2 separate regions of the Homo sapiens genome follow, and region 1 is linked to region 2. The links are chromatin loops, found by intact Hi-C in ENCODE. Cell type or tissue: CD4-positive, alpha-beta T cell. All regions are shown on one strand. Links, peaks and the distances in the headings refer to the core of each region. The heading gives the core; the rest is flanking DNA. Region 1 has its middle 19 kb from the start of WIPI2. Region 2 has its middle 15 kb from the start of MMD2.

Evidence for each region. A loop is a pair of places that touch in the nucleus more often than their neighbours do. Peaks named below come from ENCODE experiments on the same cell type or tissue, not always from the same donor. Only the 100,000 strongest peaks of a DNase experiment are listed, where the experiment ranks them.
Region 1: a loop joins it to region 2, with 11 times the contacts of the local background. A loop is called at or near these places in 5 of 110 quality-filtered maps.

What each region holds. Positions count from the first base shown.
Region 1 is chr7:5,163,566-5,178,998 of GRCh38, forward strand. No RefSeq gene overlaps it. Among named protein-coding and RNA genes, the nearest start is that of WIPI2, 19 kb to the right of the region's middle. In CD4-positive, alpha-beta T cell, for the core only: CTCF peaks have their summits at 6,938 and 11,180 (motif pointing left); a DNase peak (open chromatin) is centred at 11,146.
Region 2 is chr7:4,966,697-4,982,129 of GRCh38, forward strand. It overlaps the pseudogene RNF216P1. Among named protein-coding and RNA genes, the nearest start is that of MMD2, 15 kb to the left of the region's middle. RefSeq lists an enhancer at 7,217-7,815 and a silencer at 7,528-7,907. In CD4-positive, alpha-beta T cell, for the core only: a CTCF peak has its summit at 7,293 (motif pointing right); a DNase peak (open chromatin) is centred at 7,305; H3K4me3 peaks cover 1,793 bases; H3K27ac peaks cover 242 bases.

The DNA of each region.
Region 1 (15,433 bases), core at 3,836-11,835, 200 kb after region 2:
TTTTAGATACAACGCCAAAGGTGGGATTCATGAAAGAAAGAATTGGGCCGGGTGCAATGGCTCACGCCTGTAATCCCAGCACTTTGAGAGGCTGAGGTGGGCAGATAACCTGAGGTCGGGAGTTTGAGACCAGCCTGACCAACATGGAGAAACCCCACCTCTACTAAAAATACAAAATTAGCCAGGTATGGTGGCACATGCCTGTAATCCCAGCTACTCGGGAGGCTGAGACAGGAGAATCACTTGAACCCGGGAGGCAGAGGTTGCAGTGAGCCGACATCATGCCATTGCACTCCAGCCTGGGCAACAAGAGTGAAACTCCGTCTCAAAAAAAAAAAAAAAAAAAAAAAAACAGAAAAAAAATTGCTAAGTTGGACTTCACTGAATTAAAAAATGTCTTCCCTCTGAAAGATGTTGTCAAGAGAATGAAAAGACAAGCCGCAGACTGGGAGAAAATATTTGCTAAAGATATAGCTGATAAAGAAGGACGGTTGGCCGGGCGCGGTGGCTTACTCTTGTAATCCCAGCACTTTGGGAGGCCGAGATGGGCAGATCACGAGGTCAGGAGATCGAGACCATCCTGGCTAACACGGTGAAACCCCGTCTCTACTAAAAATACAGAAAATTAGCCAGGCGTGGCAGCATGCACCTGTAGTCCCAGCTACTGGGGAGGCTGAGGCAGGAGAATGGCGTGAACCTGGGAGGCGGAAGCTTGCAGTGAGCCAAGATCACACCACTGCACTCCAGCCTGGGCGACAGAGTGAGACTCAGTCTCAAAAAAAATAAAAAATGAAGAAGGACTGTTAACCAAAATATACAAAGAACTCTTGAAACTCAACAATAGGAAAACAACCTGATTTTTAAATGGGCCAAAAGACCTTAAGAGACATCTTTCCAAAGAAGATATACAGGTGGAGACCGGTCACGGTGGCTCACACCTGTAATCCCACCACTTTGGGAGGCCGAGGCAGGCAGATCACAAGGTCAGGAGATCGAGACCATCCTGGCTAATACAGTGAAACCTCGTCTCTACTAAAAATACAAAAAATTAGCTGGGCATGGTGGCAGGCACCTGTAGTCCCAGCTACTGGGGAGGCTGAGGCAGGAGAATGGCATGAACCCAGGAGGTGGAGCTTGCAGTGAGCCAAGATCACGCCACTGCACTCCAGCCTGGGTGACAGAGCAACACACCATCTCAAAAAAAAAAAAAAGATACACAGGTGGCAAATATGCATATGAAAAGATGCTTCATATCATATGTCATTGGGAAAATGCAAACTGAAACAATGAGATACCTCTACAAACCTATTAGGATGACAAAAATCCAGAACACGGCAGAGCACAGTGGCTCATGCCTGTAATCCCAGCACTTTGGGAGGCCGAGGCGGACGGATCACCTGAGGCCAGCAGTTCAAGACCAGCCTGGCCAACATGGTGAAACCCCGTCTCTACTAAAAATACAAAAATTAGCTGGGCGTGGTGGTGGGCGCCTGTAATCCCACTACTTGGGAGGCTGAGGCAGGAGAATTGCTTGAACCCGGGAGGTGGAGGTTGCAGTGAGCCGAGATCGCGCCATTGCACTCCAGCCTGGGGGACAAGAACGAGACTTCATCTCAAAAAAAAAAAAAAAAAAATCCAGGACACTTGGCTGGGCGTGGTGACGCATACCCATAGTCCCAGCTCCTCAGAAGGCTGAGGCGGGAGGATCAATTGAGCCCAGGACGTTAGGGCTGCAGTGAGCTATGATGGCACCACTGCTCTCCAGCCTGGGTGACACAGCGAGACTCTGTCTCAGTGGAAAAAAAAAATTAATGCTGTATGATTCCAACTATATTACATTCAGAAAAGGCCCAACTATGGAGACAGTAAAAGGATCCGTTGCTAGGGTCTGGAAACAAAAGGTTGCCAGGGACAACCTTTTGTCCCTGGGACGGATGCACGAAGGGAGGGACGCATGAAGAGGCAGAGCACGGAGGATTTTTCGGGCAGGGAAACGCCTCTGAGAGAGCTCTAACAGTGGATGCATGTTCTGACACATTTATCCAAACCCATGACATGCACGACACCAAGACGGACCCTAATGCAAACTGTGGACTTTGTGTGAAAATGATGTCAATATAGGTTCCCTGATTGTAACAAATGTACCACGTTGGTGGAAGATGATAATGGGAGAGGCTATTAGCACGGGCAGGGAACATGTGAGAACTCTCTGTACCTTTCGCTCAATGTTGCCATGAATCTAAAACTGGCCTAAAAAAGTCAAGTCTATTAAAAAAAAAAGACGCGGTGAGCATTGGGAAGAAAGGGACAGGGCACATGCCTTCCTCATGGAAATCATGCAAACATATATTAAAAAAAAAAAGACACAGTGAGCATTGGGAAGAAAGGGACAGAGCACATGCCTTCCTCATGGAAATCATGCAAACATATCTTCTGAAGAAGACCCCACTTTTTTTATTTTTATTTTTTTTGAGATGGAGTTTCGCTCTTTCACCCAGTGGCATGATCTTGACTCACTGCAACCTCCAACCCCCAGGTTCAAGCTATCCTCCAGCCTCAGCCTCCCGAGTAGATGGGGTTATAGGCGCCCACCACCATGCCTGGCTAATTTTGGTATTTTTTAGTAGAGACGGGGTTTCGCCATGTTGGCCAGGCTGTTCTTGAACTCCTGACCTCAGGTGATCCACCTGCCTCAGCCTCCCAAAGTGCTGGGATTACAGGCATGAGCCACCGCGGCCGGCCAGACCCTACTTTTGAGTGGGGTCTTCTGCAGATGAGCCTGAGAAGGCCAGCAGGATTAGGTGACCAGGAAGAAAAGAGATCTTTGCATCTTCAGATGTATGGGAGCACCGCCCATGGCAAATCTAAACATGAGCAGCTCCGGGCACCATGAAGTGGGCATAGGAAGATCAAAAGAGACTGAAGAATCTTTCTTTTTTTTTTTTGAGACGGAGTCTAGTTCTGTCACCCGGGCTGGAATAGAGTGGCATGCTCTCAGCTCACCGCAACCTCCATCTCCAAAGTTCAAGCGATTCTCCTGTCTCAGCCTCCTGAACAGCTGGGATTACAGGCATGCATCACCACACCGGCTAATTTTTGTATTTTTAGTAGAGATGGGGTTTCACAGTGTTGGCCAGGCTGGTCTCAAACTCCTGGCCTCAAGTGATCCACCTGCTGCAGCCTCCCAAAGTGCTGGGATTACAAGCATGAGCGACCATACCCGGCCCAAAAGAAGCTGAAGAATCTTAATTTTAACTTTCAAATTTTATTGATGTAATTATTGTTAGAGTCAGGGTCTCGCTCTGTCTCCCAGGCTAGAGTGCAGTGGTGCAATCACAGCTCACTGTAGCCTCCAACTCCTGGCCTCAATCAATCCTCCTGCCTTAGCCTCCCAAAGTGCTGCACTTACAGATGTGAGCCACGGTGCCTGGCCCTTAATTTTTAAAAAAAGCTTATGTATCTCAGAAAATATTTCTTTCCGGCCGGGCCTGGTGGCTCACACCTGTAAGCCCAGGACTTTGGGAGGTGGAGGCAGGCGGATCACCTGAGGTCAGGAGTTCAAGACCGGTCTGGCCAACATGGCGAAACCATGTCTCTACTAAAAACACACAAAAAAGTTAGCAGGGCGTGGTGATGGGTGCCTGTAATCCCAGCTACTCAGGAGGCTGAGGCACAAGAATCGCTTGAACCCGGGAGGCGGAGGTTGCAGTGAGCCAAGATCGCACCATTGCACTCCAGCCTGGGCAACAAGAGTGAAACTCCATCTCAAAAAAAAAAAAAAAAGAAAAAGAAATTGTTTCTTTCCAACAGGAGAGAGCCCAGCACTTATAGGGAAGCCCTGAGCATGGATTCAGGTTAAATGGCATTGGATCATGGCGGGTAACTGCAAGAGAAGCAACTACAGGGTTGTGAGGGGATGAAGGAGCCAGAAGGAACAGATCTCAGGATACAGATAACAGCCTTGAATCCGCCAGGCACGGTAGCTCATGGCTGTAATCCCAGTACTTTGGGTGGCTGAGGCAGGCAGGTCACCTGAGGTCAGGAGTTCGAGACCAGCATGGCCAACATGGTGAAACCCCGTCTCTACTAAAAACTACCGCGGGAGGCTAAGGCGGGTGGATCACAAGGTCAAGAAATCAAGACCATCCTGGCCAACATGGTGAAACCCCATCTCTACTAAAAATACAAAAATTAGCTGGGCGTGGTGGCACACGCTGTAGTCCCAGCTACTTGGGAGGCTGAGGCAGGCGAATCACTTGAACCCAGGAGGTAGAGGCTGCAGTGAGCCGAGATTGCACCACTGCACTCCAGCCTAGCACCAGAGCTGAGACTGTGTCTCAAAAACAAAACAAAACAAAACAAAACAAAACTACAAAAATTAGCTGGGTGTGGTGGGATGCACCTGTAACCCCAGCTACTCAGGAGGCTGAGGCAGGAGAATCGCTTGAACCCAGGAAGCGGAGGTTGCAGTGAGCCGAGATTGCACCATTGCACTCCAGCCTGGGTGACAGAGCAAAACTCTGTCTCCAAAAAAAAAAAAAAAGTAGCTTAAACCAATAGCCAAGGGAGTTAGAGTCACCAGATACTTGGTTCTCTATAGAAATTAAAGATAACATCTTGGGCCTGGTATGGTGGCACACACCTATATTTCCTTCACTTTAGGAGGCCAAGGCGGGCGGACTGCTTGAGCTCAGGAGTTTGAGACCAGCCTGGGCAACATAGCAAGACCCCTGCCTGCACTAAAAATACAAAACATTTGCCGGGCGTGGTGACACATGCATGTGGTCTCAGCTACTCAGGAGGCTGAAGTGGGAGAATCACCCGAGTCCAGGAAGTGGAGGCTGCAGTGGGCAATGATTGTGCCACTGCACTCCAGCAGCTGGGAGAAGGGAGTGAGACCCTGTCTCAAAAAAAAAAAAAAATCAGTGAGAGGAAGCAAGGACTGACCTTCACAGGGTCCAGATGCCTGGCACAGTGAGGCCAACCACCCACACCAAGGTTTGCAGCGAGAAAAAAGAGGGCATTTATTTGCAGGGCGCCAAGCAAGGAGAATCTGGCAGCTTTACATCCAGAACTCCCTGCTGGCTTGCAGGTAGGCGTCTTTAAAGGTAAGGAGGCGGAGGTTACGGCAAAGTCATAAATCAGTATGGAGGCTATACGTTGGTTTGGCCCTAAAAGGTGGGATATCTTAAAGTGGGGGCTTACAGGTCATAGGTGGATTCAAAGATTTTTTTTTTTTATTTCTAATTGGTTAAGGAAGAGAAAACTTTGTTTAAAAATGCGGAGTTGGCCAGGCGCAATGGCTCATGCCTGTAATCCCAGCACTTTGGGAGGCTGAGGGGGGCGGATCACCTGAGGTCAGGAGTTCAGGACCAGCCTGGCAACATGATAAAACCCCATCTCTACTAAAAGTACAAGAATTAGGTAGGATGCGGTGGCGGGCACCTGTAATCTCAGCTACTTGGGAGGCTGAGGCAGGAGAAAGGTAGAACCTGGGAGGCAGAGGTTGCAGTGGGCCAAGATGATGCCACTGCACTCCAGCCTGGGCAACAGAGCAAGACTCTGTCTCAGAAAAAAAATAATAATATAATATAAAAATAAAATAAAAGTACAAAAATTGGCCAGGTGCGGTGGCTTACGCCTGTAATCCCAACACTTTGGGAGGCCAAGGCGGATGAATCACCCAAGGTCAGGGGTTGGAGACAAGCCTGGCCAACATGGCAAAACCCCATCTCTACTAAAAATACAATAATTAGCTGGGCGTGGTGGTGGGTGCTTGTAAGCCCAGCTACTAAAAAGGCTGAGGCAGGAGAATTGCTTGAACCCGGAAGGCAGAGGTTGCAGTGAGCCGAGATCATGCCACTGAACTCCAACCTGGGCAACAGAGCGAGACTCCATTTCAATAAATAAATAGGCGGGGTGGGGTGGCTCACACCTGTAATCCCAGCACTTTGGGAGGCCGAGGTGGGTGGATCACGAGGTCAGGAGTTCGAGACCAGCCCGGCCAAGATGGCGAAACCCCGTCTCTACTAAAAATACAAAAATTAGCCAGGCATGGTGGCATGCACCTGTAATCCCAGCTACTTGGGAGGCAGAGGTTGCAGGGAGCAGAGATCGCACTACTGCACTCCAGCCTAGGCGACACAGCAAGACTCCATCTTGAAAAAATAATAATAACGATAAATAAATAAATTCTAAGAGGTAGCACTTAGCCATCAGAGGTGAGAGAAATACACTGATCATACGGGTGGCAACGCTGGAATGAGAACCATGGCGTCCTAACCCCAAGCAATCAGTGGCAATGGGAAATAGACCTAGCGGTGTTCCTAATGGATTGACAGCTACCCAGTGATGTCGTGGCTTGATCTACACAACAAAAACAACAATAAAAGAGGTCAAGAGCAGGCCAGGTATGGTGGCTCAAGCCTGTAATCCCAGTACTTTGGGAGGCCAAGGTGGGTGGATCACCCGAGATCAGGAGTTCGAGACCAGCCTGGCCAACATGGTGAAACTCCATCTCTACTAAAAATACAAAAATTAGCCAGGCATGCTGGTGCGTGCCTGTAGTCCCCACAGCAACTTGGGAAGCTGAGGCAGGAGAATCGCTTGAATGCTTGAACCTGGGAGGCAGAGGTTGCAGATCACGCCACTGCACTCCAGCCTGGGGGACAGAGAGAGACTCTGTCTCAAAAAACACCACAACAAAAAACAAAACAAAAACACCAGCACCCACAAAGGCTCAGCGGCATGCAGCAGTGTGGTGCGATTGGAGTCCCTCTGGTTCCTAGAATTGGAGTAAGGGGTCTGGCCTCTGTCCTCCAGGTGCCGGGGAGGGAAGGAAGTAGGGGAACCACACACTCAGTGTCACAGGAGGGTGTGGCATGGGTGCTGGGAAAAGGTGGTGCTGCCATCTAGGGCAGGAGCTGGTTCCACGTTGACTTGGGGGGATCAGAGAATGCAGATTCCAGGAGACAGAGTCCAGAGTTTTCAAAGGAAATGGGCAGGTGGTGGCCACTGAGGGCAGTGCCTAGGTTCCTGGCTGCTGAGCTTCTTTTATTTTTCTTTGTATCTTTTTTTTTTTTTTGAGAGAGTCGTCTTTCTCTGTCACCCAGGCTGGAGTGCAGTAGCGCAATCTCGGCAGACTGCAACCTCTGCCTACTGGGTTCAAGCGATTCTCATGCCTCAGGTTTGCCAGAAGCTGCGTTTACAGACGTGCACCACCATGCCCACCTAATTTTTGTATTTTTAGTCGAAACAGAGTTTCACTATGTTGGCCAGGCTGGTCTCAAACTCCTGACCTCAAGTGATCCACCCGCCTTGGCCTCCCAGTGTTGGGATTACAGGCGTGAGCCACTGCACTCGTCCTGGCTGAGCTTAAAAATAACACCATATTTCATTAGATCTAGGGCACCATCACCTGTAAGATGCATGTTTCTCTTAGGTACTACTAAGAAAGAGAAATCAGGCCAGGCAAGGTAGCTCATATTTGTAATCCCAGCACTTTGGCAGGCTGAAGGGGTCGGATCCCCTGAGCCCAGGAGTTTGAGACCAGCCAGGGCAACAGAGCAAGACCCATATCTACAAAAAAAAATTTTTTTTTTTAAATTTTCTTTGAGATGAAGTCTTGCTCTGTTGCCCAGGCTGGAGAGCAGTGGTGTGATCTCTGCTCACTGCAACCTCTGCCTCCCCAGTTTAAGCAATTCTTCTGGCTCAGCCTCCCAAGTAGCTGGGGGTTACAGGCGCATGCCACCACGCCTGGCTGATTTTTTTTTCTTTTGTTTTTTCCTTTGTATTTTTAGTAGAGACGGGGTTTCACCATGTTGGCCAGGCTGGTCTCGAACTCCTGACCTCAGGTCATCCACCAACCTTGGCCTCCCAAAGTGCTGGGATTACAGGCATGATCCACCGAGCCCAGCCTCTACAAAAAAATTTTAAAAATCAACTGGGCATGTTGGCACACGCCTGTAATCCCAGCTACTGGGGAGGCTGAGTCAGGGGGATCACTTGAGCCCAGGAGGTTGAGGCTACAGAGAGCTATGATCATGCCACTGTACTCCAGCCTCAGCAACAGAGCCAGACCCTGTCTCTGAAACAGAAACAAACAAAAAAAGACAGAAAGATAAATCACTGACAGTTAATTTTGCCAACATTTTTATCTTGTACTTTTTCAAGCATTCAGAGAAGTTTAACAGAATTGTATCATGAACACATGTACGGCCACCTCCCAGATGCTACTACTGGCATCTTACCCTATTTGTCCTGTCATGTATCTATCCCTTGATACATTCATCCATCCTTTTTTCTTTTTTTTTCTTTCTTTAATTTTGAGACAGAGTCTCACTCTGTGTCCAGGCTGAAGTACAGTGGTGCTGCCTTGCAACCACCCCCGGCTAATATTTTGTATTTCGACTAGGGATGGGGTTTCACCACATTGCCTGGGATGGTCTCAAACTCCTGACCTCAAGCCATTCCCACCCACCCCCTTTGCTTCCCAAAGTGCTCTCAAAGCATGAATCACTACACCTGGCCAGAATATATATATATAGTTGTTGCTGTTGTTTTTGTTTTTGCCTTTTTTGAGATGGAGTCTCACTCTGTCGCCCAGGCTGGAGTGCAGTGGCGTGATCTCGGCGCACTGCAACCTTTGCCTCCTGGGTTCAAGCGATTCTCCTCCCTCAGCCTCCTGAGTAGCTGGGATTATAGGCATGTGCCACCACATCTGGGTGATTTTGTATTTTTAGTAGAAACGGGGTTTCACCATGTTGGCCAGGCTGGTCTCAAACCCCTGACCTCAGGTAATCCACCGCCACGGCCTCCCAAAGTGCTGGGATTACAGGCATGCGCCACCGCGCCCGGCTGATTCTATATATATTTAAAGGGCTTTGGCTCACACATGTGTCTGCATTTGTTAACCATCAGTGAACGTTCACTCAAAAGTTATGCATTGCACCGTGTAAATTTCCCCTGCCAAAAACGAAGCGGTAAACACATATTCAACTCTAGTTAATAGTATGCATGCTGAAGTGCTTATCGTGATGTTTGCCAGCTACTTTGAAATGCATTTTTAAAAATGATGGGGCAGGTGTGGTGACTCACGCCTGCAGTCCTAGCACTTCAGGAGGCTGAGTCAGGCAGATCACTTGAGTCCAGGAGATCGAGACCAGCCTGGGCAACATGGCAAGACCCTGCCTCTAGAACAACTACAAAAATTAGCCAGGTGTGGTGGCGTGCCTGTGGTCCCAGCTAGCCGGGAGGCTGAGGCAGAAGGATCACCTGAGCCCAGGAGGTCGAGGCTGCAGTGAGCTACGATCATGCCACTGCACCACTGCACTCCAGCCTGGGTGACAGAGCAAGACCCTGTCTCAAAAAAAAAAAAAAGAATCGCAGAAAGTTCCATCATGCCTGTTCCACTCAATCTTCACTGCCTGTTCTGACTAGCTTTGCCTATTCTAGAACTTCTTAGAAATGGAATCATTCTAGATTCCTTAGAACGTGTTTGAGATCCATGCAAGTTGTGGGCATCAGTAGTTCACTTATTTTTATTGTCAGGTGGTTTTCTAGGGCATAGGTGCCCCATAGTTTGTTGAATCCTTCTGCTGTTGATCAACACCTGAGCTGTTTCCAGTGTTTGGTTATTATTGACAAAAAAAAATCATTGATTTCTTTTTTGTTGTTTTTGGTTTTTGTTTTGTTTTGTTTTTTTGAGACCGAGTCTCACTCTGTCGCCAGGCTGGAGTGCAGTGGCATGATCTCGGCTCACTGCAACCTCCGCCTCCCAGGTTCCGTGATTTTCCTGCCTCAGCCTCCCGAGTAGCTGGGATTACAGGCATGCGCCACCACGCCCAGCTAATTTTTGTATTTTTAGTAGAGACGGGGTTTTACCATGTTGGCCAGGATGTTCTCGAACTCCTGACCTCAAGTGATCAACCCACCTCGGCCTCCCAAAGTGCTGGCATTACAGGCATGAGCCACTATGCCTAGCCTTTTTTTTTTTCTTTTTTTTAAGATGGTGTCTTGCTCTGTCACCCAGGCTGGAGTGCAGTGGCGCAATCACAGCTCACTGCAGCGTCAACTTCCTGGGGCCAGACGACCCTCCCAGACGACCCTCCCACCTCAGCCTCTCGAGTAGCTTGGACCACAGCTGTGCACACAGCGCTGTGAGATTACAGTGAGCTATGATGGCGCCACTGCACTTCAGCCTGGGCAACAGAGGAAGACTCCCCCTCTAAAAAAGAAAATGCACTCAGTGTTGAAAAGACGCTTTATCAAAGAAGATATACGGATGGCAAATAAGCACAGGAAAGCATGCACAACATTACTGACCACGAGGAATTGCAAATTAAACCACAACAGGCCAAGTGAGGTGGCTCATGCCTGTCATCCTAGCACTTTGGGAGTCCCAGGTGGGTGGATCACTTGAGGCCAGGAGTTCGGGACCAGCCTGGCCAACATGATGAAACCCTGTCTCTACTAAAAATACAGAAATTAGCCAGGTGTGGTGGCAGGTGCCTGTAATCCCAGCATCTCAGGAGGCTGAGGCAAGAGCATTGCTTGAGCCTGGGAGTCGGAGGTTGCAGTGAGCTGAGATTGTGCCCTGCACACCAGCTTTGGTGACAGCGAGACTCCATCTCAAAAAAAAAAAAAAATGTATAGAACTATACACCTAACACAGGTGAATTTTGCCGTATGTAAATTATACTTCAATCAACCAAAAAAAAGCACCTGAAAATATACGTAACTACACCAACAAAAAAGAGAGAGGCCACATCTCCACATCTTTGTACTGTGTGTGTGTGTGTGTGTGTGTGTGTATGTCTGTCGTGCATAGCAGAGGGGGGAAGAAGTGTGTTCGGAGGCACACCTGCTGCCATAACGATGGCCGGCAGCTTTAACTACCATGCATTTTTAATCACAGAAGGGTTCAGTGCTCGAATTTCCAGGAGCTGACCACCAGGTCTGAAATTCAGCCTGGCCCTTCTCTGACATGTGCAGCCTCTTGTCCAATCCTGCCCTGTCCGCCCCACTCCTCTAGTCCTGATCACGGGACTTGAGGTGTTTCCCGGAACAATAGTCCCATTCCCGCCTCCCAGGAGGGGAGCCCATGCCAAGTCAGCCAGCCTAGGAGGGTCCCCTTGGGTCCAACATGCTGGGAGTTGGTGGCCTCTTGTGGCCAGAAATAGAATTATCACATATTAAAAATGATCACTGGCCGGGCGCGGTGGCTCACGCCTGTAATCCCAACACTTTGGGAGGCCAAAGCAGGCGAATCACGAGGTCAGGAGATTGAGACCATCCTGGCCAACATGGTGAAACCCTGTCACTACTAAAAATACAAAAATTAGCTGAGCATGGTGGCGCACGCCTGTAATCCCAGCTACTCCGGAGGCTGAGGAAGGAGAATCGCTCGAACCGGGGAGTCGGAGGTTGCAGCGAGCCGAGATCGCACCACTGCACTCCAGCCTGGCGACAGAGCAGGACTCCATCTCAAAAAAATAAAAATAAAAATTAGCTGGGCATGGTGGGACGCTCCTGTAGTCTCAGCTACTTGGGAGGCTGCGGTGGGAGGATGACTTGAGCCCGGGAGGTCAAGGCTGCAATGAGTCATAATTATGCCACTGCACTCCAGCCCGGGTGACAGAGCGAGACCCTGTCTCAGAAAAACTGAAAGAATTTTTTTTTTTTTGAGACGGAGTCTCGTTCTGTCGCCCAGGCTGGAGTGCAGTGGCGCGATCTCCGCTCACTGCAAGCTCCGCCTCCCAGGTTCACGCCATTCTCCTACCTCAGCCTCCCGAGTAGCTGGGACTACAGGTGCCCACCACCACGCCTAAATAATTGTTTGTATTTTTAGTAGAGATGGGGTTTCACCGTGTTAGCCAGGGTGGTCTCGATCTCCTGACCTCATGATCCGCCCGCCTCGGCCTCCCAAAGTGCTGGGATTACAGGCGTAAGCCACGGCGCCGGGCCCAAGAATTTTTAAAAGATCATAGTAGGCCGGGTGTGGTGGCTCATGCCTGTATCCCATCATTTTGGGAGGCCCAGGTGGGAGAATCGCTTGAGCCCAGGAGTAGTTCTGGACAACAGAACAAGACCCTGTCTCTATTAAAAATATTAAAAGATCACATTAAGGGTTGATTCTGCTTATGGCTGGGGTGGGAACGGCATTTCCATACAGGGTTAGAGGCCTGTACATTAGTGCAACCTTTTCAGCAGCACAAGTCAAAATCTAAAATACACACACCCGGCCGGGCGCGGTGGCTCACGCCTGTCATCCCAGCATTTTGGGAGGCCGAGGCATGTGGATCACGAGGTCAGGAGATTGAGAGCATCCTGGCTAACACAGTGAAACCCCGTCTCTACTTAAAAAATACAAAAAATTGGCCGGGCATGGTGGCGGGCACCTGTAGTCCCAGCTACTCGGGAGGCTGAGGCAGGAGAATGGCGTGAACCCGGGAGGTGGAGATTGCAGTGAGCCGAGACAGCGCCACTGCACTCCAGCCTGGGCAACAGAGCAAGACTCTGTCTCAAAAAAAAAAAAAAAAAAAGAGAAAAAAATACACACACCCTCTGACCTATGGGAATCACAGAAGTCTTGCCCAAACAGATTTTCCTCTAGTTCTAAGTAAAAGAGACAAGAATATTCACATCTTTGTGTTAAGTGAAACCACAGGAACACAATTGGCTATATCCAGAATGCGGGACATTCTGTAGGACAGGGGCTTCAGTCTCGCCAACAAATCCCTGACATAAAAACGGGCAGTGAAGCCGGGCGCAGTGGCTCATGCCCGTAATCCCAGCACTTTGGGAGGCTGAGGCGGGCCGATTGCCTGAGGTCAAGAGTTTGAGACCAGTCTGGCCAACATGGTGAAACCCTGTCTCTACTAAAAATACAAAAAAATTAACTGGGCGTGGTGGCATGCACCTGTAATCCCAGCTACTCGGGAGGCTGAGGCAGGGGAATTGCTTAAACCAGGAAGGTGGAGGTTTCAGTGAGCCAAGATCATGCCATTGCACTCCAGCCTGGGTGACAGAGAGAGACTCCATCTCGAAAAAAAAAAAAGTGCACTGAAGAGACCATTGATTATAAAGAAACTTAAGACCAGGCACATTGGCTCACATCTATAATCTCAGCACTTTGGGAAGCTAAGGCAGGCGGATCACCTGAGGTCAGGAGTTCAAGACCACCCTGGCCAACGTGGTGAAACCTCATCTCTACTAAAACTACAAAAATTAGCTGGGAGTGGCAGCATGCACCTGTAGTCCCAGCTACTCCGGAGGCTGAGGCAGGAGAATCGTTTGAACATGGGAGGTAGAGGTTGCAGTGAGCTAAGATCGCACCACTGCGCTCCAGCCTGGGCAACAGAGCGAGACTCTGTCTCCAAAAAAAAGAAAAAGAGAGAGAGAGAACGAGAGAAAGAGAGAGCCAAGAATATCTCCACGGGATCATAGACAAACTGGGGGGAGGTGGTCAGGAATTCTGTGGACCTGTGCTTGGCAGCACCCACTCGAAGCAATCAGATTAACACCTGGAGTAGACCCAAAACATTCCCCACACGCACCCAGACCCATTGTCACAGGTACCAGGGGCTTAGCATAAGCTGTGGCCAGCACGGAACAAACGATAAGCCGCTCTGGCACAGCGGTGACTCCTAGGAAGCCAGGCTTAAAGATGACGTCAGAGCCATCCCCGGCCATCTGGAAGGCTGCCTGCCCAAAGCTGCGCCTTCTCGGGAGAAATCACAGGAAGAATGCCAAGCTACCAGTTCCTGACTGACCAGGGCAAAAGGGGAAATTCTCTGAATGGTGATAGCAGCCTCCAAGCCACACACACGTCCAGTGGGAAAGGGCAAAAATCTAACTGGCCAAGGGGCTTAAACACAACTTTTTTTTGAGAGAGAGACAAGGTGTCACTCTGTCACTCAGGCTGCTGGAATGGAGTGGCATGATCATGGCTCACTGCAGCCTTGAACTCCTGGGCCCAAGCAATCCTCCCACCTCAGTCTCCTGAGTAGCTGGGACTACAGGCATGCACCACCATGACTGGCTAATTTGTTTTATTTTTTGTAGAGATGGGGTCTCGCTGTGTTGCCCAGGCCCGTCTTGAATTCCTGGGCTCAAGTGCTCCTCCTGCCTCGGCCTCCCAAAGTGCTGGGATTACAGACATGAGCCACCGTGCCTGGCCAAGCACAATCTTTAACCATTAAGTGGCTTATGCTGACCCAGGGGCGACCCCTAGGTAGCCAAGTTAAAAGGTAAAAACAGGAAGAAAAAATCTGAGCAGGGACATCTGAGTCTGCATAGTGTGAGATGAGGATCGTAGTGGTGAAACTTGTTCAGCCCAGTCACAAAGTAATACATCACCTAGCAAACAACAGTAACCACAACCCCTGACTGGAGTTGGGGGAATCAAGTGTCAGAGTTGCTAAAATACATTATCTAAAACGTCCAGTTTTTGGCCGGGCGTGGCAGCTCACGCCTGTAATCCCAGCACGTTGGGAGGCCAAGGCGGGCAGATCACGAGGTCAGGAGATTGAGACCATCCTGGCTAACACGGTGAAACCCCGTCTCTACTAAAAATACAAAAAATCAGCCAGGTGTGGTGGCAGGCACCTGTGGTCCCAGCTCTCGGGAGGCTGAGGCAGGAGAATGGCATGAACCCAGGAGGCAGAGCTTGCAGTGAGCCAAGATCACGCCACTGCAATCCAGCCTGGGCGACAGAGCAAGACTCTGTCTCAAATAATGATAATAATAATAATAATTTTTAAAAAAATCCAGCTTTCAAGAAATAATTATGAGACATGCAAAGAAATAGGATTGGCTGGGCACAGTGGCTCATGCCTGTAATCCTAGCACTTTGGGAGGCCGAGGTGGGTGGATCACTTGAGGTCAGGAGTTCAACAACAGCCTGGGCAACATGACGAAACCCCATCTCTACTAAAAACACAAAAAAATTAACTGGGAATGGTGGCGTGAGCCTATAGTCCCAGCTACTCAGGAAGCTGAGGCATGAGAATGGCTTGAACCCCGGAGGCGGAGGTTGCAGTGAGCTGAGATTGCATCACTGCACTCCAGCCTGGGGACAGAGAGAGACTCCATCTCAAATAAATAAACAAATAAACTGCAAGACTTGTATATTTAAAACCACAAAACATTGTTGAAAGAAATCACAGACCTAAATAAATGGGAATACGTCCCATATTCATGGATCAGAAGACTTAATGTTGTGGGTTTTGTTTTTGTTTTTAGAGATGAAGTTCTTACTATGTTGCCCAGGATGGACTTGAGTATCTGAACTCAAATCATCCTTCTATTTCAGCCTCCAAAGTACCTGGCACTACAGGCATGTGCCACCATGCCCAGGACTTAATATTAAGATACCAATTGTCTCAAAAATTACTTACAGGGTCAACACAATTCCTATCAAAATTCTGACTGT
Region 2 (15,433 bases), core at 2,894-10,893:
GGCATCTGGCCATTCCTCTGCATTTTCCGTAATGCCCCTTATAGTAAACTGGTAAACAGGCCGGCCATGGTGGCTCACACCTATAATCCCAGCACGTTGGGAGGCTGAGGCGGGCAGATCACTTGAGGCCGGGAGTTCAAGACAAACCTGGCCAACATAGCAAAACCCTGTCTCTACTAAAAATACAAAAATTAGCCAGGCGTGGTGGCAGGTGCCTGTAATCCCAGCTACTTGGGAGGCTTAGGCAGGAGAATCGCTGGAGCCCAGGAAGAGGAGGCTGGTTGCAGTGAGCCGAGATCACACCTCTGCACTCCAGCCTGGGCGACAGAGCAAGCCTCCGTCTCAAAAAACAACAACAACAAAAGTGCTTTGTGTTAAGTATAGAGTGGTGTGAGAGTAGGAAACACACTTTGGTCTTATTTTATTTTTATTTCAGAGACAGGGTCTGGTTCTGTCACCTGGTATGATCACAGCTCACTATAGCCCTGAACTCCTGGGTGCAAACCATCCTCCCACCTCAGCCTCCCTAGTAGCTGGGACTACAAGTGCACACCATCATGCCTGGCTACTTTTTTTTTTTTTTTTTGTAGAGAATGAGGGTCTCACTATGTTGCCCAGGCTGGTCTCAAACTCCTGGCCTCAAGTGATCCTCTTGCCTCAGCCTCCCAAAGTACTGGGATTATAGCCATGAGCTACCACACACTGCCTATTTTTATTTATTATAAAAAAAAAATTTTGGCCAGGCATGGTGGCTTGTACCCGTAATCCCAGCACTTTGGGAGGCTGAGGCAGGTGGATCACTTGAGGCCAGGAGTTCAAGACCAGCCTGCCCAACATGGCAAAAACCCATCTCTACTAAAAATATAAAAATTAGCTGGGTATGGTGACACATGCCTGTAATCCCAGCTACTCGGGAGGCTGAGGCATAAGAATCAATTAAGACTGGGAGGCAGAGATTGCAGTGAGCCGAAATCATGCTGCTACACTCCAGCCTGGGCAACACAGGCTCTGTGTTTTGAGACTCTGTCTCAAAAAAAAAAAAAAACATATATATATATATATATATATACACGTATATATAATATACGTATATACGTATATATATGTATATATATACGTATATATATGTGTGTATATATACGTATATATATGTATATATATACGTATATATATGTGTATATATACGTATATATATATATACACACATATATATATGTATTTTTTTGTAGAAAACGAGGTCTCACTTTGTTGCCCAGGCTGGTATCAAGCTCCTGGTCTCAAGTGGTCCTCCCACCTCAGCCTCCCACTGGGATTACAGTCATGTCAGTGTACCCGGCCTATTTTTATTTTTAATTTTTAATTTTTAATTTTTTTGTAGAAACATGCTATGTTGTTTAGGCTGGTCTCAAACTCCTAGTCTCAAGCAATCCTCCCATCTCAGCCTCTCAAAGCACTGGGATCATAGGTGTAGGCCACCATGCCTGGCTTTGTTCTATTTTTAAATCTTTTTTTTTTTTTTTTTTTTTTTTAACAGCGTCTCATTCTGTCGCCAGGCTGGAGTGCAATGGCGCGATCTCGGCTCACTGCAACCTCCGCCTCCAGGGTTCAAGTGATTCTCCTGCCTCAGCCTCCCGAGTAGCTGGGACTACAGGCGTGCGCCACCACGCCCAGCTAATTTTTGTATTTTTAGTAGAGACAGGGTTTCACCATGTTGGCCAGGCTGGTCTTGAACTCCTGACCTCAAGTGATCCACCCACCTTAGCCTCCCAAAGTGCTGCGATTCCAGGTGTGAGTCACCGCGCCCGGCCAAAGCTTAAATAGTGCTGAAAGCTTTTAAGTATCATTTTCCCTCTTCCCCTGTGACTGACATCTGGGGAAGTTGATAAGAAGCCTCAGTGCTCCCTCCTTTGCCGCCAATGGGAGCTTTAAACCACACAAGCCCCTGAGTGCACAAACCCTCACCCAGTCACACCCACCAACCACCATACTAACCCTGAGCCAGTCTCCTTTCCCTGTTCTCGCAAGACATTTTATTTATTTATTTATTTTTAGACGGAGCCTCGCTCTGTCGCCAGGCTGGAGTGCAGTGGTGCGATCTTGGCTCACTGCAACCTCTACCTCCCAGGTTCAAGCGATTCTCCTGCCCCAGTCTCCTGCGTAGCTGGGATTACAGGCGCCCTCCACCCGCCACCACGCCTTGCTAATTATTTGTATCTTTAGTAGAGACGAGGTTTCACCATGTTGGCCAGGCTGGTCTCAAACTCCTGGCCTTGTGATCCACCTGCCTTGGCTTCCCAAAGTGCTGGGATTACAGGCATGAGCCACCACGCCCGGCCTCTTTTAGTTATTTTTAAATGTACAATTTGGCCGGGCGCGGTGGCTCACGCCTGTAACCCCAGTACTCACTATGTTGCTCTCATCAAGATCAAGAGACTCCATCTCTACCAAAAATACAAAAATTAACTAGGTGTGGTGATGCGTGCCTGTGGTCCCAGCTACTTGAGAGGCCTAGGTGGGAGGATTGCTTGAGCCTGGGAGGTTGAGGCTGTGGTGAGCCGAGACAGCACCACTGCACTCCAGCCTGGGCAACAGAGTGAGACTATGTCTGAAAAGGGAAGGGAGGGGAAGGGACGGGAAGGGAAAGTAAGGGAAGGAGTAAGGGAAGGGAAGGGAAGGGAAGGGAAGGGAAGGGTGGGGGAGGGGAAGGGAAGGGACAGCCTTGGAAAATAAAAAATGAAAAACAAAATTAAAGAAGGAAATGAAAAGTAAGCCAGAGGAAATGTATGCAATACTAAAATCTTATATCCAAACTATAAAAAGAACACTTACAAGTCAACTCTGAGAAGACAAAAACAAATCCAATTTTTAAAATGGGATTTAAAAAATTTGAACAGAAATTTCACAAAAGAAAATATACAAAAGGCCAGGGCTGGGCACAGCGGCTCACACTTGTAATCCTAGCGCTTTAGGAGGTCAAGGTGGGAGGATCACTTGAGGCCAGAAGTTCAAGACCAGCCTGGGCAACATAGCGAGACCCCATCTCTAAAAAAAAAAAATCATATAAATTAGCCAGGAGTGGTGGCATGTGCCTGTAGGCCCAGCTACTAAGGAGGCTGAGGTGGGAGGATCGCTTGAGCCCACGAATTCAAGGCTGCAGTGAGCTATGATCATGCTGCTGCCGTCCAGCCTAGACAATGCTGTGTCTAAAAAAAAAAAAAAGAAAGATATTCAAAAGGCCAATTAGCACAAGAAAAGATGCTCAACATATTAGCCAGCCGGGAAATGCAAATCAAAACCACAGTGATAGACCATTACCTGTCCATTACAACAGCTGAAATTAAAGACTAGTGATACCAAGAATGGCAACTGGACCTCTCCTTCAGTGCCAGTGGGAAAGTAAAATGATGTACCAGTTTGGGAAACAGTTTGGTTCTTACTATATGATTTAGCAATTCCACACTTAGAGAATGAACATGTATTCACCCAACAACTTTTACACGAATGTGCATAGCAGTTTTATTCATAATTGCCCCAAAATAAAAGAAACTCAGTGTGCACCGGCTGGTGAATGGATGAATGAATTGTGTCATATCCTTGCGGTCGAATACTACTCAGCAGTAAAAAGGAATGAACTACTGATACATGTAACATAGAAGAATCTCAGAAACATGCAGAGGCCAGGCACGGGGGCTCACACCTGTAATCCCAGCACTTTGGGAGGCTGAGGTGGGAGGATCACTTGAACTCAGGAGGTCGAGATCAGACTGGACTACATAGTAAGACCTCATCCCTATTAAAAATCAAAAAAATTAGCCAGGCATGGTGATGCGTGCCTGTAGTCTCAGCTCCTCAGGAGGCGAGGCAGGAAGATGGCTTGAGTCTGGGAGATCGAGGCTGCAGTAAGCTAAGATCATACCACTGCACTCCAGCCTGGGCAACAGAGTGAGACCCTGTCTCAAAAAACAAAAAGCATGCTGAGCAAAAGAAACCAGACACAAGAGTGCATGCCATATGATCCCATGTGTGTGAAACTACAGAAAGATAAATTGTAGTCTAAAATGAGAAAAAGGGCCGGGTGCGGTAGCTCAAGCCTGTAATCCCAGCACTTTGGGAGGCCAAGGCAGGCGGATCACCTGAGGTCAGGAGTCCGAGACCAGCCTGGCCAACTTTAGTTGGCCATGTTTTTAGTAGAGATGGCAAAACTTCATCTCTACTAAAAATACAAAAATTAGCTGGACATGGTGGTGGATGTCTGTAAAGCCAGCTACTCGAGAGGATGAGGCAAGAGAATCGCTTGAACCTGGGAGGCGGAAGTTGCAGTGAGCCAAAATCACGCCACTGCACTCCAGCCTGGGCGACAGAGTGAGACTCCATAACAAAAATAAAATAAAATAAAAATACAAAAACTTAGCTGGGTGTGGTGGGGGGTGCCTGTAATCCCAGCTACTCAGGAGGCTGAAGCAGAAGAATCGCTTGAACCCAGGAGGTGGAGGTTGCAGTGAGCCAAGATCACACCATTGCACTCCAGCCTGGGTGACAGAGCAAGACTCCCATCTCAAAACAAATAAGTAATATAAAGTGACACAAACCAGGTGCCCAAAAGCAGGTGGTTGCCTAGCACCAGGGATGGGGATTATGGAGGGATGGACTGGAAGGAACAGGAGGGAATAGTCTGGGGTGATGGAAATGATCTCTATCTTGATTGTGGGGGGTTACGAGGGTGTATAAATTTGTCAAAACTGGTAGAAAGGTACACTTAAATGGGGTGCCTTGTACCACGTATAAATTACACCTAAATAACATTTTTTTTTTTTAGTTTTTTTTTTTTTTTTTTTACAAATAATGGGCCAAAATGGCAGGAAATTACTGCTTCTGAAAGCAGACTGAGTTCGGGAATAATGTCCTCTATGACAACACCAGCACACCTTCATGTAGATACGGCTGATGACAGTTCTTGGGAACAAAATGATGATGGACAAATTGTGAATAATGGCGGTCCTCCACTACTGTCAATGATTTCACAGGTCAGATGCACATTAAACTAACTGTAACCAGAAAATGCAATGAAGCCGTGCCGTGATGACTCATGGGGTGGGGGAGTTACAGCCTCGGCTCTCGGGCAGGCTCACGGGGTGAGTGCAGGTTGCACGCCTTTGGCCGTAACTGCATGGAATTACAGCCAGCACAGATGATACGGATTTTCATAGACAGAACTTCCATGCTTCTTCCCAGGAAAACAGCAAAACATCACTTGTTGACAATAGTTTAGTCTGCAGGTAGCTATCTTGCCCTTTCTGATTCTTGGTGCTGGTTAACATTAAGACAAAGAAAACAGGCCGGGCGCGGTGGCTCACGCCTGTAATCCCAGCACTTTGGGAGGCCGAGGCGGGTGGACCACCTGAGGTCAGGAGTGCGAGACCAGCCTGACCAACATGGAGAAACCTTGTCTCTACTAAAAATACAAAATTAGCTGGGTGTGGTGGCACATGCCTGTAATCCCAGCTACTCAGGAGGCTGAAGCAGGAGAATCACTTGAACCTGGGAGGCAGGGGTTGCGGTGAGCCGAGACGGTGCCATTGCACTCCAGCCTGGGTAACAAGAGTGAAACTCCGTCTCAAAAAAACAAACAAAAACAGGCCAGGTGCGGTGGCTCAAGCCTATAATCTCAGCACTTTGAGAGGCCGAGGCAGGAGGATCACTTGAGGCCAGCAGTTTCAGACCAACCTGAGCAACATAGAAAGACCCTATCTATACAAAAAAACTTAAAAAATTAGTCAGGCATGGTGGCACACACCTATAGTCCCAGCTACTCAGGAGGCTGGGATGGGAGGGTCCCTTGAGCCTGGGAGGTCAAGGCTGCAGTGAACTATGATTGATTGAGTCACTGCAGTCTAGCCTCACTGACAGAGTGAGACCCCAACCCTCCGCCCCCCGAAAAAAACAGGGCCGGGCACAGTGGCTCACACCTGTAATGCCAACACTTTGGGAGGCCGAATCAGGCAGATCACCTGAGGTCAGGAGTTCGAGACTAGCTTGGCCAACATGGTGAAATCCTGCCTCTACTAAAAATACAAAAATTAGGCGGATGTCGTGGCGGGCGCCTATAATCTCAGCTACATGGGAGGCTGAGGCACGAGAATCACTTGAATCCGGGAGGCAGAGGTTGCAGTGAGCCAAGATCATGCCATTGCACTCCAGCATGGGCACATGAGTGAAACTTCGTCTCAAAAAAAAAAAAAAAAAAAAAAAAGCCAGAGGCTTCAAAAATAACCTGAATGATTCCAGACTACCTAGAAGGAAGGAGTAGCTTCCTCTCACCCTCATTGGGAGAAATGCAGAGATAGGATAATTGTCTTTATGACTCCAAAAATGCCTGAGACAAGAACATGTCAACAAATAACTCCAATGAGAGCCTCTCAGTTCACATATGACCCCATTTCATCCTTGCAAGAACACCGGGCAATAGATAATATCTTAAAATTCCCATTTTACTAATAAAAAATTCCTAGCCAGACGTGGCAGTTCACACCTGCCATACCACCACTTTAGGAGGGCAAGACGGAAGGATAACTTGGACCCAGGAGTTCGAGATCAGCCTGGGCAACAAAGCGAGATTCTGTTTCTTTTTTTTTTTTTTTTTTTTGAGACAGGGCCTTGCTCTGTCGCGCAGGCTGGAGTGCAGTGGTGCGATCTCTGCTCACTGCAAGCTCCGCCTCCTGGGTTCACGTCATTCTCCTGCCTCAGCCTCCAGAGTAGCTGGGACTACAGGCATCCGCCACCACGCCCGGGTAATTTTTTTATTTTTGGTAGAGAAGGGGTTTCACCATGTTGGCCAGGCTGGTCTGGAACTCCTGACCTCAAGTGATCCACCCGCCTTGGCCTACCAAAGTGCTGGGATTACAGGCGTGAGCCACTGTGCCCAGCCGTGAGACCCACTTTTCTCTTAATTTCCCCAATTCCTAGAATAGTGCATGGCCCACAGGAAATCCGCAGAATATATTTGCAGAATGAATGAATGACTTGCCAAAGGAATTAGGGCAAATAAGTAGATATCGAGTAAACATCCACAACCACCTGCCCCATACCCTTTTCAGCTCTGGGGAGATGGTGGCTCCTGTGGGGTCGGGGATTGGGGGTCTCCGTTCCTTTCATCCTCCAGCCTCGTGGGGGAGTCAAGTCTCCGTAGGCGGAGAGCCCGGATGCAGGCGCGGCTAGGCTGCCCTCTCTATGGTGAGCCCCCCGGTCCCTCCTCCGCAGCACCCGGAGTGCCTCTATGGTTCTTCCTGTCGTTAGTCGGGAGGGGGCGCTGTACGCGCGCTGTACGCTTGCGCGAGGTGACGCCGGGGCAGGGCCGGAAGGAATGCAGCGGCTGCCACGGAGCTCGTAGCTGCAGCTTTGGAGGAGTAAGCGGCGTGGTAGCGAAGGTCGCCGAACCCGCCTGGCTAGCCGGCGAGTTGAGTGGCGAGTGAGTGTCGGCTGCGGGGCGCGCTCGAGCTTCTGGGCGGGTCTGTGAGGCGAGGCGGCCTCCCTGCGTGACGCCTCCGTTGAGCTGCGGGGGTGGGGGCGGGGGCGCGGGCCGTGAGCACCACAGAGCTGAGGGGCGCGGCCGAGGCCCGGGCGGGATCGGGCCGGGGAGCTGGGCTGGGCGTCTCCAAGCCCCCTGCGGTGGCGAGGCGGGAGCGACACCCTCCCGCCACTTCGCGAAGTTTCGCGAGCCGGCCCCTCGGGCCGCTTCCCTCCCTCGGGCCCGAGGCCGCCGCGGAGGCGGTGTCCGTGCACCCGAGCGCGGCCTGGAGGAGCGGCGGGAGGCGGCCCGTGCCTGTGAACCCCAGCCCAGGCGGGCGGCGTTTTTCCTCCTCTCCCCTCACATCTGGAGCGCGTGTTGTTCCGTGAAACTTGGCGACTGTCACCCGGCACTCGCGAGGGCGCCGCAAGTGCGTCAGACCTTTCTGCGGGGCGCTGGGGGCTGGCCCGGCTCGGGGGTCCGGGCGCTGGGCAGGGAGCGAGGCCGCTGTCCCCGCGTCGAGGTGGTTCTGCTCCCGGTGGAACGGGACCAGGGCTCTAAGACTTGGGCCACTTGCAGCCAACGTGGAGCGTGCGCGGCGTGCGGGTTACAGAAATTTCTGACAAATCCGCCAGGGCTCTGTGAATCCTTAAGGGCCTGGGTAGCAGTTGTCCTAGGTACTTTGATAGTGCAAAGAGAACGTTATTATTTTTTTTTTTTTCCTTTTTTTGAGACGGAGTCTCGCTCTGTCGCCCAGGCTGGAGTGCAGTGGCGCGATCCCGGCTCACTGCCAGCTCTGCCTCCCGGGTTCACACCCTTCTCCTGCCTCAGCCTCCCGAGTTGCTGGGACTACAGGCGCCCGCCACCACGCCCGGCTAATTTTTTGTATTTTTTAGTAGAGACGGGGTTTCACCGTGTTAACCAGGATGGTCTCGATCTCCTGACCTCGTGATCCATCCACCTCGGCCTCCCTAAGAGCTGGGATTACAGGTGTGAGCCACCGCGCCTGGCTGTATTTTTTAATTTAATATTTAAATATGTATTTAAAATTTGTGTATGAATTTACATAAATGGTATCACACTTTCATTTAACGTTAATTTAACTGTGTTGTATCATATGAATTTTATTTATTCCTTTATTGAAGTCCAGTAAGGCCATTTCCAATTGCTTTTATTGCATATTTGCTGTAATGACCACCATCCCTGTCCGTATATTCTATTATGCATATTTCTTGGAGAACACACAGAGGTTTCTTTAGCTAATATACCTGGAAGTGGAATTGCTAAGTCACAGGGAATGTACATTTGTAATTTAGGGCGTATTGCTGATTGCTATTCAGAATATCTTTTCCAAGTTACTATCCAAACCAGCAATGTATAAGATTTCCCATTTCTTACATACTTGCCTTTTTTGCCACCCCAGTGGTTTGAAACATAATTCCTTTTTTTTTTTTTTTTGTGACGGAGTCTCACTCTGTTGCCCAGGCTGGAGTGCAGTGCGGCGATCTTGGCTCACTGCAACTTCAGCCTCCCGGGTTCAAGCGATTCTCCTGCGGCAGTGTCCGGAGTGGCTGGGATTACAGGCGCGTGCCACCATGCCTGGCTAATTTTTGTATTTTTTAGTAGAGCTGGGGTTTCACCGTGTTGGTCAGGCTGGTGTCCAACTCCTGACCTTGTGACCTGCCCGCCTCGGCCTCCCAAAGTGCTGGGATTGTAGGCTTGAGCCACTGCGTCTGGCTGAAACATAATTCATTTTCTGATTTGCCTTTCCCTGATTATTAGTGAGGTTGAGCATCTTCTGTGTTTTCTTTTTTGTGAATTGCCTATTAATACCCTTAGCCCATTTCTTTGTTAGCATATTTGTATCAAGATGTCATTTCTCTGTCAGTACTTTGTCTCTTTAATATGTGTATTTTAAACATATGTTTTAATGTCATAGGTTTTGAGTTTGTGTGGTTTTTTTTTTTTTGACCCACCTCCTTGGATATGTTTTCTTAAGGAATGTTTTCAGCATAAGCTTCAGATGTCCCCCTGACCAGATACATGGCAAGAGTTTTGATACTCCCTCATTCTTACTGTTCCTCTTTGCTTCCTTTTCAGCTCTTTTGAAACAGATGGTCACCATGTTTAGATATTAGCAGTCCCGTATGTGCATGTCTGCATTTGAAAATGGAAGAGGGAAACAACAATGAAGAGGTAATTCACTTGAACAACTTTCACTGCCATCGGGGACAAGGTAAGTTGTTTGTTCTCACTTCATCCCTTTCCCTGTGGCTTTTTCCTTTTAGTATCACAGCTGTATCTTTTGAAATGAACCTATTTTGTACCATTTAGAATCCAGGGACATTTCATTTTTGACATAAAAAGACTAGTTAGACTAGAATTATATCAGATAATGATATTGCTGGCATGAATGAAGTGTAAGACTCATTCATTGCAACTGGATTAATAAGCTGTTAATTTACTGGCAAGACGCTGTTAATATGTAGTCATTGAGTCTTAAGAGACAGTGTCAGCATCAGTTTTTGAAGGCGTGGTGATTATAAAGGAGTGCTCCACTAGGCATTTATGATCTGAAATACTACAGGTGATGCTGAACCAGTCTTGTCCTCCCATGATGCCTAATTTCTTTTTTGCCAGAAGATTCTGGCTTAGCCTTGAGGGGAATTTTGGAACATGTATTTTTTTGTTCTGCAGTTTTGGTTTTTTTTCTTTCTTTTTTTGAGACGGAATTTCGCTCATTGCCCAGGCTGGAGTGCAATGGCGTAATCTCGGCTCACTGCACCCTCCACGTCCCGGGTTCAAGCGATTCTCCTGCCTCAGCCTCCCGAGCAGCTGGGATTATAGGCATGTGCCACTATGCCCTGCTAATGTTGTATTTTTAGTAGAGATGGGTTTTCTCCATGTTGGTCAGGCTGGTCTTGATCTCCTGACCTCAGGTGATCCGCCTGCCTCGGCCTCCCAAAGTGCTGGCATGAGCCACCCGCCTGGCCACATTTGTTAATTTTCATTACAAAAGGGATAAATATGGGCCAGACAAATGGCTCACACCTTTAATCCTCGCACTTTGGGAGGCTGAGGCAAGAGGATTGCCTGAATCCAGGAATTCAAGGCTGCAGTGAGCTATGTTAGGCTACTGCACTCAAGCGTGGGAGACAGATTGAGACCTTGTCTCTATTTAAAAAAAATTTGTTATGATAAATATGCTGTTTTAAAAAATAAGTTCTCCTGAAGAATATAAAATGAAAAATATACTCTTTCCCCTCCTTCTGATCTGCAGAGGTGAAATAGTTGTAAATTTTTTTTTGTTTTTTTGGAGACGGAGTCTTGTTTTGTTGCCCAGGCTGGAGTGCGGTGGTGTGATCTTGGCTCACAGCAATCTCCACCTCCCGGGTTCAAGCAGTTCTCCTGCCTCAGTCTCCTGAGTAGCTGACATTACAGGCGTACTCCATCACGCCTGGCTAATTTCTGTATTTTTAGTAGAGACAGGGTTTCACCATGTTGGTCAGGCTGGTCTTGAACCCCTGACCTCGTGATCTGCTCGCCTTGGCCTCCCAAAGTGCTGGGATTACAGCCATGGGCCACCATGCCCAGCCTGGTGGTAAATTTAAACAAAATAGACAGTTCACTGAACACCTGTCCTCAAAGTTCGTATCTTATCCTGTAGTTCTCAGTCTGGGGTGCAGGTGAGTTTCTTCCCTGCCAAGGCTGAGAAGGAAGGTCCCCTTTCCAGGTACTTAGCCCAATGTAGGTACTTTTTTCTGATTTGTACAGTGACACTGTTGGAGCCAATAGTGGCCTTGTCTGATCCCACCTCTGTACAGAGGCAACCACCGTCATCAGATTTATTTATATTTATTTATTTATTTATTTTCGAGACGGAGTCTCACTCTGTCACCTAGGCTATAGTGCAGTGGTGCGATCTCAGCTCACTGTAGTCTCCACCTCCCAGGTTCAAGTGATTCTCCTGCCTCAGTCTCCCAAGTAGCTGGGATCACAGGCATGCGCCATCTATGTCTGGCTAATTTTTGTATTTTTGGTAGAGACGGAGTTTCCCATGTTGGCCAGGCTGGTCTTGAACTCCTGACCTCAAGTGATCCACCTACCTCAGCCTCCCAAAGTGCTGGGATTACAGGTGTGAGCCACTGCACCTGGCCTTCCCTTAATCTTTATCAATTTTGCTTAACATGCTTCTCAGTAAGGCAAAACCATTAAGAGTATACACTACCTGGCCATAGATTGGTGATGTTGGTCAGTTCTGGAAATTTTGTAGCTGTTTCCTGTCTTCTGTAACTCTTCTCCCACAGTCTCCAAGTCTCTAAGTCCACCTCTTTGTCTCTGAGATGCATTCTGGATGATTTCTTCAGATGTGTCTTCTAGCCCACAAATTTCTCTTCAGTAGAATGTAATCTTCTTTTAACTCATCCACTGTTTTTCGGTTATGGTATTTTAGCTTTTAATTCTCTTGGTTATTTTCCTAGAGTTTTGCTCTTTGCCTATATTTTTAGTCTTTTTTAAATTTCTTTAACCAATAAACATAGCTTCTTTGTGAGTTTGATTGCTGTGATCTGTTAAGTTCTTGGGAATCATATTCTGTTTTTCCTGCTGGCTCCCATGGTGCCTCGTTTTCTTGTGTATTTTCTAAGTTTGACTCTAAGCTCATGTCTTGAGTTCTTGATAGAGTTGGTTTCTTTATAGAGAATTGCTTTTGCTTCTTTCAAGTCCCCGAGGGCAGTGTCAGTTTGAAACGACTTTAGATTCCTGTCTTGAAGTTTTCGGATTACACAAACTCTTTTTTTTTTTTTTTAAGACGAAGTCTCAGTCTCTTGCCCAGGCTGGAGTGCAGTGGCGTGATCCTGGCTCACTGCAGCCTCCGTCTCCAGGGTTCAAGTGATTCTTCTGCCTCAGCTTCCTGAGTAGCTTGGATTACAGGTGTGCACCAACATGCCCAGCTAATTTTTGTATTTTTAGTAGAGATGGGATTTCACCATGTTGGCCAGGCTGGTCTCGAACTCCTGACTTCAAGTTACCCCCCTGCCTCAGCCTCCCAAAGTGCTGGGAGACGTGAGCCACCGTGCCCTGCAAACCTTTTATTTATTTATTTATTTATTTATTTATTTATTTATTTATTTATTTATTTATTTTGAGAGAGAGTTTTGCCCTTGTTGCCCAAGCTGGAGTGCAGTGGCATGATCTCAGCTCACTGCAACCTTCGCCTCCCAGGTTCAGGTGATTCTCCTGCCTCAGTCTCCCGAATAGCTGGGATTACAGGCATGTGTTACCTCACCCGGCTTGGATTACCCAAACTCTTAAAGCATTTTTTATTTTTCAACAAGAGACTCTACCTGGGTATTTAACCTTCCTTACAGTGAGGAAAGAAAGCCATTTGGTTATTTACATGCCAGTTACTCACTCTTCTGAAGCCTTTCCACATATTCTTTATTGTGTATAGTTTTTAAACTTGGTTATTGTATACCAATGTGTATATAATATACATAAAGAAAAATGAACAAAATAAAGATGCACAGCTCAATAATTTATCACAAACCAAACATTTATGGAACCACAACCCAGAAATCTTCAAGAAATAGAATGTTGCTATCCTCTTTAAACACTACATAAAGATTTTGTATAGTCTTCTTTTGCATCTGACTTCTTTTCACTCAGCATTATGTTTGTGAGGTTTATTCACGTTGGGTAGAGCCACAGTTTATGTATTTTCCATTGCTAAGTGGTATTCCATTTATATCACTTAGCAATGAAATTTCCCATCTACTTTTGATAGGCATTTGAGTTCTGACTGTCACAAATAATGTAGCTGTGAACATTCTCCTGCTTGTCTCCTGAACTCTACTTGCCCCACACCCTGGCATCCACCTTCCTATTGGCTATGTTTGTGTCTTCAACAGAATTGTTTGTTGGAGATTTTTTTCCCCTCCTAAGCTTTTAAAATACTTTCTTTTTGGGTTTCCAAGTGGTGTGATAATAACTACATTTTTTTAAATTACTAAGCTTTATTTTTTAGAGCAGTTTTAGGTTTACAGGAAAATTGAGCAGCAATGACTACATTTTTACAATGAAAACTTTCTTGTAGGCTTCTACTCATCTAAAAAGCAACTTATATGTGTGAATTGCTTTAACAACTCTTCGACAATACTGAGTTATGTTATTTTTTGTAGTTAACTAGGGTAGGCATGAAGTAGCATAAGTGACATTTCTTTGCTAATTGGCTGTGTTTTTCAAATATTTGTTTACTAATTGTATTTCCCTTGCGTGTGAATTGTTTACTTCTCTCTTCTCTTTGAATTCCTAATGTTTCCTGGTTATGAAATGTAATACAGGTTTGTTCATTACAGAAAATGTAAATGATAGAGAAAAGTATAAACTTAGCTCATTTATAGAACAATGATTTGAATACCAGATACCATGTTTTAGTATTTTTTAACAATTTAACCTCATAGAAATTGAGTATATTCAATGTTTTTGTCTCCTTCTGCAAATGAAGAGGGATGTTTAAATATATCTTCAAGATTGTCTAGAAAAATCACTAAAATGTAATCAAATTGACACCTTCTCTTACAGTTCTGTTCTCCTACTTCCTGAGTCTCACACGTGTAATTATTTTTAGGGTCTTGCTGTCCCTCTGTGCTTTTTGTGTCACTCAGAAACATTGATCTTTAAACACATAAAAATTCTCATGAAATCTAAAAAGCAAGGGAATGTACGGTCACTGTATTCCATCTTTTCAAGCCAATCTTGTTTTCCTGACACTGCTTTCCTTTCCATTATTCTCTGGACTCCTAGGACAGTGTTAACTCCACAACTAAACTAAAATGTTAATGGAAACTGGAAATAAGGCCCAAAGCTGAGTTGAGCAGACTGGGATTTTGTTGTAGCTCAGTCTCAGTTGCTTTATGTGCGTCTTTAAATGGCCTTCAGATGGAACCATCTGGCCATTTTAAGCAGGAAGGGCCTATTCATTAGAGAACCACGTGGCAGGTAATCTACTCTGGCTGGTTAACTTAGATCTTTCACTCACACGTGGTCAACTTCAGTTGGATGAAGGCAGCAACAACTATCTAAGGGTTGAAAGATTGGAGTACGGCTGGGCGCGGTGGCTCACGCCTGTAATCCCTGCACTTTGGGAGGCCGAGACGGGTGGATCACAAGGTCAGGAGATCAAGACCATCCTGGTTGACACGGTGAAACCCCGTCTCTACTAAAAATAGAACAAAATTAGCCGGGCGTGGTGGCGGGTGCCTGTAGTGCCTGCTACTCGGGAGGCTGAGGCGGGAGAATGGCATGAACCCAGGAAGTGGAGCTTGTAGCTTGCAGGAGGTGGAGCTTGTACCGCTGCACTCCAGCCTGGGCAACAGAGCGAGACTCAGTCTCAAAAAAAAAAAAAAAAAAACTGGAGTACTAGCCTGGCTTACTTTGCAGGAGTGCCTTCTCTAGAACTGCTAGCATGTCAGATCAGCTCAAGCATGAGGTCATATGAAGACGTGGGCAGACTGAAGTCCGACAGGCTTCCCCACTGCTTTTGCCCCAGGGTGCAGATATTAGAACAGAGGCTACCACTTGTTTCTGTAGAAGAAAAACTTTGTCCTTCATTTCCTGTGCCTCCAAATGTCACTTAACCTCCAGAAGAGTTCTGTTGGTAAGCATAATGAAGGGATTAAACTAGAAATGAATTTTGACAGTTTATAGTGAGAGCTTCTGATTTCTGCCATGTGGAACTTCATGTCTGTAGCATTTCAGTATTTGAAGTTCTTAATATTGTTGCAAATATAAAATGAATTGGGGAGAGATGAACCTCTCAAACATGTTTTGTTTTTTCAAGAAATCATATCTACTGTTCCATCTGTATTTCATGTAGAGGTGTACTTATGTATCATTTACTTGAGAAAACACATAAAAACAGACCATTTT